2 separate regions of the Homo sapiens genome follow, and region 1 is linked to region 2. The links are chromatin loops, found by intact Hi-C in ENCODE. Cell type or tissue: GM12878. All regions are shown on one strand.

What was found. Peaks named below come from ENCODE experiments on the same cell type or tissue, not always from the same donor. Only the 100,000 strongest peaks of a DNase experiment are listed, where the experiment ranks them.
Region 1: it touches region 2 in a loop (2.9-fold over the local background); 1 of 110 quality-filtered maps calls a loop at or near these places.

What each region holds. Positions count from the first base shown.
Region 1 is chr7:69,759,721-69,767,720 of GRCh38, reverse strand. The region is part of intron 1 of AUTS2 (activator of transcription and developmental regulator AUTS2); the gene reads right to left. Among named protein-coding and RNA genes, the nearest start is that of AUTS2, 170 kb to the right of the region's middle. In GM12878, no CTCF peak of the experiment used is centred here; a DNase peak (open chromatin) is centred at 4,560.
Region 2 is chr7:69,918,798-69,926,797 of GRCh38, reverse strand. All of the region lies in intron 2 of AUTS2 (activator of transcription and developmental regulator AUTS2), which reads right to left. Among named protein-coding and RNA genes, the nearest start is that of AUTS2, 320 kb to the right of the region's middle. In GM12878, no CTCF peak of the experiment used is centred here; DNase peaks (open chromatin) are centred at 4,127 and 4,567; H3K4me3 peaks cover 493 bases; H3K27ac peaks cover 2,981 bases.

The DNA.
Region 1 (8,000 bases), 160 kb after region 2:
TCCGCAAATGATCACATACATAAACCAGAGACAGAAAGATGGAGCAAGCCACTGCACATACAATGGGTTGGTCATACCTGGCCTGGCCCCTATTGGTTCTGCACTGACAGAAAAGGCAAATGCCCCCTTATTTTGGTCCTTGATAGCTTCATATGACTGAGATATCAGTGTTTAAGGGCCCACATGGAGAGAAGTCCAACTACGGCAAAAGTTCACACTACACTTTCTAATTAGAAATGTCTTTTTAGGCTGGTGGCTCACGTCTCTATAATCTTAGCACTTTGATGGGGCCAAGGCAGGTGGATCACTTGAGCTCAGTAGTTTGAGTCCAGCCTGGGCAACATGGTGAAACCTTGTCCCTACAAAAAATAGAAAAATTAGCCAGGCATGGTTGTGTGTGCCTATAGTCCCTACTTGAGAGGCTGAGGTGGGAGGATCACTTGAGCCTAGCAGGTCGAGGCTGCAGTGAGCCATGATCACGCCACTGCACTCCAGCCTGGGTGACAGAGCAAGACTCTGTCTCAAAAAAAAAAAAAGACGATGACAAAGAAATGTCCTTGTAATATTAAATAAGATCCATGTTAGCATAATCAATGGAGTATAGAAGGATCCCTAGATTCCCTCTCCCATCTCAACACACACACGTACAAACGTGCGCACATGCGCGACCTATGGGCAGCTCATTCCATGATACAGTCTTCAGTTCTTCCTCAAGCATATAGTAGCAGGGTGTCAGAGTGAAGTATTGCTTCACACACTTTTCCAGTGGTGCAACCCCAATGGCAGAGAAGAAGTTTGGGAGAAGCACATCTGGAACTATATTTTCAGATTCTGTGGGAGACTGTCATGCCACTCCAACTCTTATCCAAACACAACTGGAGGTATAACCTAAAGTGAGAAGCATGGCACCAGCTGATGAGCATTTCAGCTCAGTCTTTCTAAGATTCAACACCACTGGTTAGGCCCAGATCCTGAGAAATTGTTCGTTGAATCTAATGAGAGGCACCAACCTACAAAGGGCCAAAGTGAGCCATGGAAAGTGGCTGAGGTGTGTCAAAGCTCAGAGGTATGCCAGAGCAGGTGACTGACTGAGAACTTCACTTACCTAGGGACAACTCAAGGCAGCGTGGAGACCAAGGCCCAAAACGATGAATTTAAATGTACTTCTTAAAAATCTAGCTGCTTATGGAAAACAGTACGGTAGTTTCTCAAAAAAATAAAAATAGAATTACCATATGATCCAGTAATTCCACTTTGGGTATATATTCAAAATAATTTAAAGGGGGTTCTCAAGAACATATTTGCACACCCATGTTTATGGCAGCATTATTTGTAACAGCCAAGAGTGGAAGCAACCCAAATGTAGACTGAGGAATGAATGAATAAGCAAAATGTGGTATACACATACAATGGAATATTAGCCTTAAAAAGGAAGAACATACTGATACATACATACTACAACATGAATGAACCTTGAGGGTATGTTAAGTAAAATAAACTAGTCACAAAAAGACAAACACTATATGATTCCAGTTATATGAGATACTTAGAGTAATCAAATTCATAGAGATAAAAACCAGAATGGTGGTTTCCAGGAAGCTAAGAAGAACAGAGAATGGGCGGTTGTTATTTAATGGTAGACAGTTTCAGTTTTGCAAGACGGAGAGTTCTGGAGATTGGTTGCACAATGATGTAAATATAGTTAACACTGTTGAACTGTACATGGTAAATTTTATGTTATTTATATTGTACCACAAATTTTAATTCTTTTTTTGAGACAGGGTCTCACTTTGCCAGCCAGGCTGGAATGCAGTGGCATGATCTCACCTCACTGCAGCCTTGTCCTCCTGGGCTCAAGCGATCCTCCTGCCTCAGCCCCGAAAGTACCTGGGACTACAGGCACGTGCCACCATGCCCAGATAATTTTTTTTCTTTGTATTTTTTGTAGACATGGGGTTTTGCCATGTTGCCCAGGCTGGTCTCAAACTCCTGAGCTCAAGCAATCCTCCCGCTTCGGACTCCCAAAATGCTAGGATTACAGGCATGAGCCACCGTGCCCGGACTATACCACAAATTTTAAATTTTAAATTTTAAATAAAAATTAGACTGAACGCAGTGGCTCACGCCTGTGATCCCAACATTTTGGGAGGTCAAGGCAGGAGGACCACTTGAGGCCAGGAGTTTAAGACCAACCTGGGCAACACAGTGAGACCCTGACTCTTTAACAAAAGGGGTGGGGGTAATTAATTTTTTTAAAAAACCTAACTCTTTTGGATTGCATACATGTAATCCAAAACAAATGAGACCTGCCCCCATCTGACCTCAAAGGCTTTAAAAGTCAGAATGAGAATACACCCGCTTTGAATTCTTAACAACATTCTGGAGGAACTCAATCCAAGATGCTCACTAGGTACCTACCATGTCCAATGTGTCCTGTTAGGTGTGATAAGGGCTCTTGACCAGAAGGAACCCATCACAATTTAGTACAGTTAAGTAGAACATGAGCTATGTGCCAAAGAAGAAGTGGAATAATTATGTTGACAATTTTGGATTGCTACATGTAATCCGCCCAGTGGAGAGAAGACAATATAACTACCAACACTGGCCTAAACAGAAGCAAAAACAAAATGCAGCAGATCAAGAGATAAGAGCATGTCCTTAAATTATCAAGATGGTCCTTCTATCTTCTCTCATTCTGCTGGAAAATTCTTTAAAACTCTCAGAAATATTATCAACGTACTCACGTGGGTAGCCTGGAAAGAAAGGGAGAAAGACTGTTGTGTTTTGGCTGTGAAGGACAATAAACCCATCATCCATCCTAAGCCTGGTTCCACAGGCCTTAGGGCCAAAACTTTTTCTTTACTGAGCAAGTTTGCATGCAAGGGGCTAATTGTTCTTCCAGAGCCCAAGGTCAAGAACACAGCAACTTCCTGATAATGGCATCCCACAACCACATGCTTCTCATATACTTCTCTTGCTAATATGAATGAGGTTTGCCTGATAGTGAAGTGCAATTTTCTGCATGCTGAAATATACAAGTTTTGCATTTTTCTCAAAGCTCCTACCTTAAAAAACACAGATCTCCTTTATCTGGCTAGAATGCCAAGGTACTACTTCTTTGTATATGTCCCTCCCCATACACACATCACTTTTTTTTTTTACATCAGTACTTTCAACCCAAGTGTCAACCAGCTAAAATGTCCTTATCCCAGTTGTCTCTAAGAACTGCTAGGGTAAGGTTTGCAACCAGCCAGTTCAACATCTCTCCATTCATCACCATAGAGACCTGCGCCCCTGCCCGCAACTTGAGAATTTAACTTAAAGGAAAAAGAAAAAAAAAAAAACTCTCTAGAACAAAAGCAGGCAGGCACTCTGGCAGGCACTCATAATTCCAGAGCACGGCAGGGGCTCCAGTGTTCATCCCAGCTAGCAAGAGCCCATGTTACATAAATCATGTTCCTGCCACTTCATGGCACTTCAGGAAATTACTGTCCAGTATTCACCTGGCCTAAATTGCTCAGAGAATTATCCAAAAGCATCTCATTTACGCTAGTAATATCAGCAAGAATGGAATCGAGTCCACAGCCTTGAGTAACTGACCTTCTTATCAGGCTACCCAGTAGACGATCATGGGCAAGTGGCCTTGGTATGGCAGCTTCACCAGTTAAGAAACAAATAAGACCTGCCCCCAACTGACCTCAAAGGCTTTAAAAGTCAGAATGAGAATACACCCTGCTTTGAATTCTTAACTAAATCCTGTAGGAGCTCAATCCAAGATGCTCACTAGGTACCTACCAAGTCAAAGTTATCATGTTATGTGTGACAAGGGCTCTCAGACCAGAAGGAACACATCACAATTTAAGGCAGATCGCTAAATACATCCGTATAGTTAAGGAGAACATGAGCTATGTACCAAGGAAGAAGTGGAGTAATAATGATGACAAAACCACAGCAGCACATGCCAAGCACTGTTCTAAGGGCATCATGTTTACTAACTCATATCACTAACACCCTATGAAGTAGGGATTCTTATCTTCACTTTACAGATGCAGAAATAAAGATACTTTGTACAGAAAAGCAAGTAATCTTCCCAAGATCAAACAGCCTCTAAGTGGCTAACAGGATAAAAACCCACAGTCTCGGTCTAGTCTGCCTGAAATCTAATGGAGAAAGATGATATGATGGCCAGGTGGGAGTAGTCAGGAAAGATGTACTAGAGATGGAGCCATTTCAAATGGACCTACAAGAATGAGAAGATATTATTACTAAGGCAGATATTATTACTTCTTACTAAAGATGCCTTGTGTACCCGTTCTTACAAGTTTAGTCACTTATAACAGATGTAAATTATACACACACCAGCCCAGGCTTCTCTACCCACAGCATGCATTTGAGAGGAAACTGAGATCCCAAGATCTGAAGGGGTTCTACCTAATCATCCTCAACGCATCATTGAGTGACAGTATCTCCCTCCAGGCTTTTCAGCACAGCAGAGGCATTACCCTAATGTACTATTCAACTATGCTGAGGCAATTAAAGCATCCTGATGAAGGTTCACCCTAAATATTTTTAAACCGCCTTATTAAAAGGTGTGATGCAAGTATGAGGTGGCATTATTATTTTTAAGTTCATCCTCTGCAGTCACTCATTTAGAGGTGTGAAAATAAAACCAGTGTTTCATGTCTCACTTCCTGTATTCCCACTTGATTAACAGGCTTGTATCCCCGAGCTTGATGATGAAGGTGTATGGTGGAATGGGCTCTATATTATGATTTCACACAAACAAAAAAGCATTTTTTACACAGTGATGAGTGTTTCTGAGGAGCATGTAAGAACATGCAATTCTCCTCACCTGTAATCAACCAGCTCACATGACACAAGGGAAACTCAAAGATTTCAGGTAGGTATGTCATTCCAGAATAAAAGAGTATTTCCTTATTGTTGCTTTACTACTTTTTTTTAAATGGCATGACCATGTAGTCGAAATATGAACTTTTTAGAAACAATTATTTTCTTCTCCAGTACAATAACTGATTGTTTGATTTAATATGCAAACATTGGTCACCAACACGAATTAGCCAGAAGCCCAACTAGATTAAAGACAACTGGGCTGTTTAGGCATAATGGCTCGCACCTGAAATCCCAGCACTTTGGGAGGCCGAAGCGGGCAGATGGCTTGAGCTTAGAAGTTTGAGACCAGCTTGGGCAACATGGCAAAACCCCATCTCTATCAAAAACACAAAAAAATTAGCCAGGCGTGGTGGCACATACCTGTGGTCCCAGCTACCTGGGAGGCTGAGGTGGAAGGATCACTGGAGCCAGGGAGGCAGAGGCTGCAGTGAACCGAGATAGTGCCATTGCACTCCAACCTGGGTGACTGGGTGATACCCCATCTCAAAAAAAAAAAAAAAAAAAAAAAAAAAAAAAGACAACTTGGCTAAAATGTTTGGGAAAATCAGGATCATAAGTGAAAGAACTGGAAAGAACCCTATAAATAATTAGATACAGCCCAATGTCATTATGTTACCGGTAGTTAAACTCAGGCCCAGAGAAATCAGGACAGGAACTACAACTTGAATCCCAGTCTCTTCTTTCAACCCGGACCAGTGTGCCAAACAGCCACAACATCTGAAGCTTGGGTCCTCTCAAATAGTGAACATTGTAATTTATAGTCCACTAGGATATAAATTCCATAAGGCTAAGAATTTTGTTTCTCTTGTATACCACCATACAAGACCAAGAACAGAGGCTGACATATAGTAGGTACCCAATAAATGTGCAAATGAATAAAAAACAGCATTCATCATTCAATAAAGGCCCAACATGCATCCAAAATCTTTATCAAGATAATCTCTACTGCACAGAGTTTGTAAAGATCCAGTGGGAGGCAGCAGGACAAGAGTCGAAGTAATCCTGAAATATTGGTATTTGCCAGGGAGAAACTTAACCCACAACTCCTAGCCTTCATTCCAGTTATTAGCTTACCCAGCCAAATTCCCATCTGTGAGAGCAAGGGGATTTTCTGAAGTTAATTAGGGGCTTAAAGATTTTCCTTAATATTCAGAGGAGCCCGGCATTCCTTAACTTCCTATCTGATTTCAAATCCATGTCCTGTCACATTTTCTGTAAACAATTATACCTTCCCCTCAGTCCCTGACCCTGCACCCCACTAGATCAAGGAAATACACACAAATCACACAGAAAGATGATCTCACAAAACGACTAACAGGACTGAACTATTTAACATTAACAGCCCAGGAAAGGCATTCTAACTCACTAGATCAACAATGAAAAACAACAGACGTCGGTGTCCCCCACAGCCAGTCACTACCTTAATAACAAGCTGTATGTTTCAATTCCAATCACAGCCACAGCAGCCAGGCCAGACATCATCTGACAAAGTTAGTGGATGTTACATTTATACAGCAAACACACTAACAGGTGATGGCACACAGGATCCCAGAGGATTCTCTTTATCCAGCTAATCCAGGTTAAAGACCAGATCTGAGGCAGTCTCTATTAGAGCGGGGCAGCAAATTGCCAGTCCAACAGCATTTCCAGGCAGCTGAAGCATGCATTTATTAGCCTTGCAAGTTATAGATTTTTTTGGTCTGTGGACCCCAAGCTAGTAGAGGGGAAAGGAGAAAGCAACTCTCAGCATTGTATCAGTGGTTGGCCATGACTGAATAAGAAGTTAGCAGACCTTTAGAAAAATTTACCTGTCATCAAATCTGTTTGCAACCATCTCCTCTGGTAAGTGTCTTATATATTAAGTCAAATAACTACAACCAGAGATTCGTAAATTGAGTTTTGTGAATCTCAAAACATATTTTCTTACTGATATACAGGATTATGTGGGGAGATGCTTTACTGTCACTTATAATTATTATTATTATTTTTTGAGACGGAGTCTTGCTCTCTTGCCCAGGCTGGAGTGCAGTGGCACGATCTCGGCTCACTGCAACCTCCACCTCCCAAGTTCAAGCATTCTCCTGCCTCAGCCTCCTGAGTAGCTGGGATTACAGACTTGTGCCACCACGCCCAGCTAATTTTTGTATTTTTAGTAGAGACGGGGTTTCACCATGTTGGTCAGGCTGGTCTCAAACTCCTGACCTCATGATCCACTGCCTTGGCCTCCCAAAGTGCTAGGATTACAGGCGTGAGCCACCGCGCCCGACACACTTGTAATTATTTTGAATGGGCAGCAGCTCTTTGTATGTAGGATTTAGGTTTCTCTGCCCTAATTTTAGTCTCTCTAGAAAGAAGTGATCTGTAAATAAAGAGGTTAAATATATTAAAGAAGTCCTTCTCTGTGGTCTGGAATTATGGTTTCCCTTTTCTTACTATGAAAAAAATCTTCATTTTAAAAAATCATCTACATTAAGAGGCCAGGTGCGATGACTCACACCTGCAATCCTAGCACATTGGGAGGCTGAGATGGGAGGATCGCTTGAGGCCAGGAGTTTGAGATCGGCCAGGTCAACATGGAAAACCCTATCTCTATTTAAAAAAAAAAAAAAAAAGAAAAAAAGAACTTTTTTTTTTTAATTATCTCCAATTAAACTCAGTAAGTTCTGGTGTTAGTGTAACTGAGTTTGTTACAGAACATGATACTTGTTTTTTTTGCCAGATCTTTGTAGATTGAGTTCATACTATACAATGGAAGAAAATTAGCAAGTTCGTGGAAAAAAATGGTTTTTCATTTTCAGTTTACTATCTAAATAAACTTTTTTCTTTCATTTATTAGGCAATAAATCACACAAAATGCAAGAATGCAAGCATAAATTAAAGCCTCTATTTGTACGGGATCTTCTAGAGGACAGAAGATCCCATACAAAACTGAACCTTTATGGCCAGTAAATTGAAGACATGAAGAGTAGAGTCAGGTTCAGCTTCCAGGTTCGCCCATCTTTGAAATGAGTCCTTTATATGGGGGGGGGGGGGGGGGGGCGGGGATGAGAGGGGAATAAAATAACAGCAAATAAAGTGGGGGCTATGAA
Region 2 (8,000 bases):
TATATATATTTATATATCTTTATTATATATAGTGTATATATAGTATTTCCCTAATGCAACCACAAAAAAAAGAGGAAAATAATTGTAGCTAATATGGGAACAAAAGACATAAAATGAAATCTTAAATACTTTATTCATTCTCAAGGCTGCAGGGAAAGAGGGTAAGGAAAAAAAATGCGACTAACAAAAAACAAATGGCAACATGAAAGTCTCAAACCTAACATTTGAATGGAAAATACTCCAATTAAAAGAGATAATAAAGTGAGATACATGACTGACAGATATAGGTAGGTAGGTAGGCAGGCAGATAGATAGATAGATAGATAGATAGATAGATAGATAGATAGATAGACAGACAGACAGACAGATAGATTTCAGAGCAAAGACTATTACCAGGGATAGAGGTGGTCATCTCATAATAATAAAGGGATCAATCAATCAATACCACATAACCCTAAATGTTTATGTACCAAATAACAAAGCCTCAAAATAGCACAGGACAATAGGAACAAAGAAACAAAACCACAATTATAGCCAGAGACATCAATATACCTCTCTTGATAGAACAAGCAGGCAAAAAATCCGTAAGGATATAATAAAACTGAGCAACACTATAAACCAACTTGGGCTGACTGGCATTTATAGAACATTCCTACCAACTACAGAAGAAAATTACGTTCCTCTCAAGTGCTCAGGGAACATCTACAAAGAAAGACCATATTCTGGGCCATAAAATTGTGCCAATAAATTTAAAAGGATACAAGTCATACAAGCAATGTTGTTTCTAGGTGTGTTTTGTTTTTTGTTTTTAGAGAGACAAGGTCTCACTATGTTGCCCAGGCTAAACTCAGCTACTAGCTCAAGTGATCCTCCTACCTCCATCTCCTAAGCAGCTGGGACTATAGGCGCACCACCATACCCAGTTAAAGTGTTTGTCTGTCTTAAATCACAATGGAGTTAAATAAGAAACCAATTCCAGGCCAGGTTCAGTAGCTCATACCTGTTATCCCAACACTTTGGGAGGCCAAGGAGGGAAAACTGCTTGAGAGCAAGGATTCAAGACCATGCTGGGCAACATAGTAAGACACTATCTCTACAAAAGATTTTTAAAAGCCAGGCTGATATGAGAGGATCACTTGAAACCAGGAATTCAAGGGTGCAATGAGCTATGATCACGCCACTGCACTCCAGCCTGGATGACAGGGTGAGATCCTGTCTCTTAATTAATTAATTGACTGATTTAATGTAATAAACCAATACTAGAAAGATCCCTGGAAAACCCCTAAAATATTTGGAGTGTTTCAATTAGAAGTCACAAGGGAAATCAGAAAGTACTCTAAACTGAATGAAAATGAAAATACCACAGATCAGAATATTTGGGGTGCTGCTAAAGTAATATTTGGGGGTAAATTTATAGCATCAAAAGGCTATATTAGAAGAGAAGAAAGATCTTAAATCAACAAACTCAGCTCCTACTTTTAAAAGCCAGAAAAATAAGCAAAGTAAAACTAAAGTAAGCAGAAAGAAGGAAATCAATGAAATATAAAACAACAGAGAAAAATCAATGAAAATAAAGCTTGTTCTTCAAGAAGATCAATAAAATTAATAAACTCCCAGTCATACTGATATGACAGAGAGAGAAGAGGGGAGGAAAGGAGGCTATCAACAGATATAGAATTGCCATAGATTCTATAGATATAAAAGGATAATGAAGGAATATTATATGAATTTTATGCCAATAAATTCAACAACTTTGATAAAATGAAAAAATTCCTTGAAAAGACATAAATTACCAAAGCTGACTCAAGAAGAAATGGATAACATAAATAGTTCAATATTTAGTAAAGAACATGAATATTTCATTTAAAACCTTTCCACAGAAAGAAAACTCTAGGCCCAGATGGATTCACTGACAAATTCTACCTATCATTTAAGAAAGAAATAACAGGCCGGGCCTGGTGGCTCATGCCTGTAATCCCAGCACTTTGGGAGGCAGAGGCAGACGGATCACCTGAGGTCAGGAGTTTGAGACCAGCCTGACCAACAGGGAGAAACCTCATCTCTACTAAAAATACAAAATTAGCTGGGCGTGGTGGCGCATGCCTATAATCCCAGCTACTCAGGAGGCTGAGGTAGGAGAATCGCTTGAACCCAGGAAGCAGAGGTTGCAGTGAGCTGAGTTTGCGCCATTGCACTTCAGCCTGGGCAACAAGAGCAAAACTCTGTCTCAAAAAAAGAAAAAAAAAAAAGAAAAGAAAGAAAGAAAGAAAAGAAAAGACAAAAGAAATAATAACAATTCTACACAAACTCTTCTAAGAAACTGAGGAAAAGGGAATATTTCCCTACCTTTCCTATGAGGCCAGCATCACTCTGATAATAAAACCAGACAAATAGATCAAAAGAAAACTACAGACCAATTTTTATTCATGAACACAGGTGTAAAAATTCTTTAAAACATTTTTAACAAATCAAATCCAACAATCTATTTAGAAGTTAATATATCATGACTAAATAGAGTTTACCAAGGAAAGCATTTTGGTTTCACATTTAAAAACCAATCAATGTATTACTATATTAATAAACAAAAAAAGAAAAATCATATGATCATCTTGATAGACAAAAAAAAGGTGTTTGACAAAATATAACATGCATTCTTGATTAAAATTCTGACAAACTTAGAATGGAACATTCTCAACCTAATAAAGGGCACTATGAAAAACGTATAGCTAAGCTCAGAATTAATGGCAAAAGATTCTGTCTTTCCCCCTAAAATCAGGAAAAGGGCAGGAGTGTCCAGTCTTGTCTCTTCTATTAAACATGATCCTGTAAGTTCCTGACAGAGAAATCAGACAAGAAAAAGACAGAGAAGATACCCAGATTAGGAGGAAAGAAATAAGCTGCTTCTATTCACTAAAAATATGATCATCCATGTAGAAAATCCAGTAAGACCTACAAAAAAAACTACTAGAACTAATAAGTGAGTTTAGCAAGGTTGCAGAATGCAAGTGAATATACAAAAATCAGTGAATTTCTACATATTGATAGTGAACTGGAAACTAAAGTTAAAAAACACCACCATTTAATACTGCATCAAAAATATGAAACACATAGGAATAAATCTGACAAAATATATGAAAGGCTTATATACTGAAAAGTACAAAATATTGCTGAAGGAAATAAGTAAGATCTAAATAGAGAGATAGACCTTGTTCGAGAGTTGAAAACTCAATATTTTAAACTGTCAATTCTCCCCAAATTGATCACACGATCAATATAATCTCAACCAACATCTTGGCCAGATTCTTTATAGAACCTGACAAGCTGATTCTAAAAGTCATACGCTAGTGAAAAGAATCTTAAAAAGCCAAAACTATGTAACATTATCTCACTTCAAAACTTACTACAAAGCAAGCTACAGTAATAAAGACAGTATAGTATAGGCATAAAGATAGACAAATAGATCAAAGGAACAGAATAGAGAGTATAGAAATAAACTCACACATACATGGACAACTGATTGTTTACAAAAGTACAAAGGCAATGCAAAGGTGGAGAATGGACAGCTTTTTCAAAAATGCCTTCAGAAAAATTGAATATCCATATGCAAAAGAAATTAACTTTAATCTATACCTCCCACCATATTCAAAACTTAAAATCAAACAGGCACAGTCTACTTCATGTCAAGTATACCTTTTGGAAAAGAAAAGGCAGAAATAAGCCAACCAGTCTTAGGGTTGATTCAGGCAAATACATAACATGGACCAACGCATACCAATCTGTGATAACTGATATTGTAACAACTGGTTAAGCACTTTAAAGCATGTTAATTTATTCTTTAAAAATACAAAAATTCACTTCATTTCTTTTTTGAACAATATCAACATCAGTTTCCCTTTACTATAAGTATAAGAAACCAACACTAGAGGAAAGGGAATGTACAGAAAATATTCAAAATGGTGTACAAAATCAACTGAGAGATAATATACTGCCTCCTCATGCTTTCAGTAACCTTTCCCACGCTATGTTAACAAGTCTGAAGTTACCCAGGCCATATGCTAATATAATGCATACACTCTATAAGTAAATGATCTTCACTAAGAAGTGTCGAAATGTGTAAGGAGAGAAGCATTCTTTCTGGTGTACAGACTAGGAAAGCAATTCACACAATCTCAAATTAAATTGAGAGTTTCTGAGTTGGCTACAACCAAAAATCACCCTGAGAAGTGAAAACAGCATGGATCACTTAAGAGCATGAAAATGTGGTTTCTCTTCTCACATTTATACTTACTGTATGTATCAATACCACATACCAGGGCCTATACAGTAAAAGTGCTAAGAAAGCAGCGAAGCTTAAGCCATTTCTAAAGTCTTAGAAGAGGCTTTGGTGAAGTCAATCTCGTGCTACCTGTTTTAGCAGATAAAACAACATCTTCCTTAAAAACAGTCAAAGAAAGGATCAGCTTATGCTAGGTGAGTAATAATGCCAACAGTTTATTGCCCCAATAAACCTCTTAAGGAGTAGAAAAAGGACAGCGCTAGTTGGTAGTAAGTTTATATGTAACCACATACCTGGCTTAGCCTTTCACAGACTGCGTGCATGAAATCAAAAAGCCAAAGATGATGCAATTTGATGTGTGAGAATTTTACAAATGCAAAGTAGCCTACTGAGTGCAGCTCAAATATCCCTGAGACTAGTCAACATTTACTAATTTTTTTTTCTTTTTTCTTTTTTTGAGACAGAGTTTCACTCTTGTTGCCCAGGCTGGAGTGCAATGGCGTGATCTCGGCTCACTGCAACCTCTGCCTCCCAGGTTCAAGAGATTCTCCTGCCTCAGCCTCCCAAGCAGCTGGGATTACAGGCATGTGCCACCATGCCCACTAATTTTGTATTTTTAGTAGAGACGGGGTTTCTCCATAATGGTCAGGCTGGTCTCAAACTCCTGCCCTCAGGTGATCTGCCTGCCTCAGCCTCCCAAAATGCTGGGATTACAGGCATGACCTACCATGCCCGGCCTTTTTTTTTTTTTTTTTTTTTAAAGACAGAGTCTCGCTCTGTTGCACAGGCTACAGTGCAGTGGTGTGATCTCGGCTCACTGCCTCCTGGGTTCAAGCAATTCTCCTGCCTAGGCCTCCCAAGTAGCTGGGATTATAGGCACACACCACCAAGCCTGGCTAATTTTTGTATTTTTTAGTAGAGATGGGGAGTTTTACCATGTTGGCCAGGCTGGTCTCAAACTTCTGACCTCAGGTGATCTGCCTGCCTCTGCCTCTCAAAGTGCTGGAATTACAGGCGTGAGCCACCATGCTCGGCCAACGTTTACTAATCTTAATAGCATCTGTGAGATCCAGAATGGTTTTCATAAATGTCTGGTTTTCTCCTTCTATTTCCCACCGTGATGTTTTTTGTTTCTTTTAACTTTTCTACTTTTCCTAGTTATTACGGTTAAAAAAAAAAAAAAAAAAAAAAAAACTTCAAGTCTAAATACTAAAACCAGAAGACATACATTTCTTCAGACAATCTCAATGCATCCTGCTTTGGAAATTTTGTCCTTCATTTCAGGAAGAAATTTTTATAATTCACACAACTTCCTTAGTCAATCCAACAAGAAAGTCAGGAAAAACACATAGGCATTTATTTTGATTAGGAAAAATTCTCACATTAACAATAAGAAAACAAACCACACAACTCGCCATCTCTGATGCCAAAGCCAGAGGCAGACCTTCATGGTGGCAGCTCATAAATTCTAGCCCAAGATCACAAATACAGCTGTAAGGAAACCCTCCCAAGAAAAACACATGGCATTATAAAAACCACGAGGGAGATTAGTGAAAAATTAAGCACGTATCATTCACCAACTTTTCCAAGAGTATTTTTTTACAGTTTATTTACTTTAAACTGTCCCAAAGTAATTAACCCAGAGGTGAAGCCCTGGAAAATAGGGACCATCTCTTATATTCCTCTGACATCTCTCAGGTTTGAAACACAGAGAATGCATGTAAAACATGTACTGAATAAAGAGAGCTACCTGGAAGAGGGCAAGGAGTCCTACACAAGAACCATTTCACGCCAGTGTTGAACAGTCTAGGAAGAAAATACTGTATCTTATCAATTTCATTCAGTCTACATAAATAGGGTATAGGGAAGGATTTTCCAAAGCCAGAAGAATCAACATATATGCCTCACAATTTACTTACTGAAAAACTGAAAAGCAGGCCAGGTACAGTGGCTTACACCTGTAATCCAAGCACTTTGGGAGGCCATGGCAGGTAGATTCTCTGAGCTCAGGAGTTTGAGACAAGCCTGGGAAACATGGAAAAACCCTGCCTCCCCCGAAAATACAAAAACAGCCGGGCATGGTGGTGCATACCTGTAGTACCAGCTGCTTAGGGGACTGAAACGGGAGGATTGCTTGAGCCAGGAGGTTCAGACTGCAGTGAGATTGTACCACTGCACTTCAACCTGAGTGACAAAGCAAGACCCCCTCTCTAAAAAAAAATAAAAGAAAGAAAGAGAGAGGACAGGAGAGGAGAGGAGAGGAGAGCTAAGCCAAAAATGAATACATCTAGGAACATGGGTTAGTCATTAAAAATAATAATAATAATAATTTCATTACATTCCTTCACCATGAATTATCCATAACAATCAAATTTCTATAATTTCAATGTAAAAGATCTAAAGTTACAATCCTCAGATCACCACCAATAGGCATGCCCACCCCCGCCCACCCCAAACAAAAAAGTTACACTATCTCATATTAATCTCTTCCCAACAAAAGGCAACTGCAAAAAATTGTATACATAAGACCACTTCATTTACGTTTTTCAATCTAATGTACCCACTGGTATCTACAGTAGTCTAATAACCATGTGCACAGCATAATTTTACCAAAGTGAGTCATTACCACAAAGCAGAAACTCTTGAGGTGTTGTTCTTTGTAGGTATCACATACTTCAGTGCTGGTTTATCTAAAATATTAATATTATCAAAGTCCAGGTAGTTCCTAGTTTTTTTAATCTACTTTTTTTTCTCAATTTTAAGGAAGAGGGAATTTTAAGTACTCCAGCATGTATAACATCTTCACAGTGTTAGAAGAATACAACATCTGCATTCTGGTACAATCACAGAAACTGAGGGTCAAAGAGCAGCAATAACTTGGTTAAGGACAAAGTGCCAGCAGCAAGGTAGAAACTTTAACCCAAGAATCCAGATTCTCAGTCTCTCTCTCCCCAACAAAATACACGTTCATACAGCCTGTGCAATACAAACACTGCTATCTTCTTCACTGAACATATTCACAATAAAACTGCCCCCTTCCTTCTAATTAGCTACAGTGTCTGCGATACCTCTTAAGTGATCAAATGAATTCAAAGTCGTGGCCATAAAACAATGTGAAGACAAGACGTCTTTGTCTTCTTCAGTCTGCCAACATGTAACACCTAGGAGAAATGATCTTATTGCTCTGAATGAAGATCCCCATAACTGCTGAAAGAGGAACCTTAACAGATTTTCTTATATCAATATCAATAGCCACACGCTGTATCTACAGTACCAACACAATACTTTATACAGTCTAAAACCAAAGAGGAAAAAAGTGTAGAAGGGGTCTCAGTAATGTAAAAGTGTTCAATATATTTTCCATTGTTTCCCCCTCTGAATCACAACCCAGTCAATTTTATACCTTGTCTCCTCTGGCTGCCATGAACTAGGTCGACATATATGACAATAGTTAATGACCCAAGCTACAAGAATTTAAGAGAAAAGTATTCCTTACCTCAATCTTTTCATCCACAGCTGTATTTCTACCCCCAAGAGTAGCCTTTCAGAAAGAATGTGGAAATGGACAGGAATATAAAGATTTTTCTTAAATTACTGCTTCATTCTGCTAAAATAGTTCGCCTGTGCCCTAAAAAATATTGTTTAAAAAAAGCTTTTCAAAAAGGAATGTGGAAGCTGCAACAAGTAAAAGATCCTAGTATTAAAATCCTAGGATCCCAGCTCT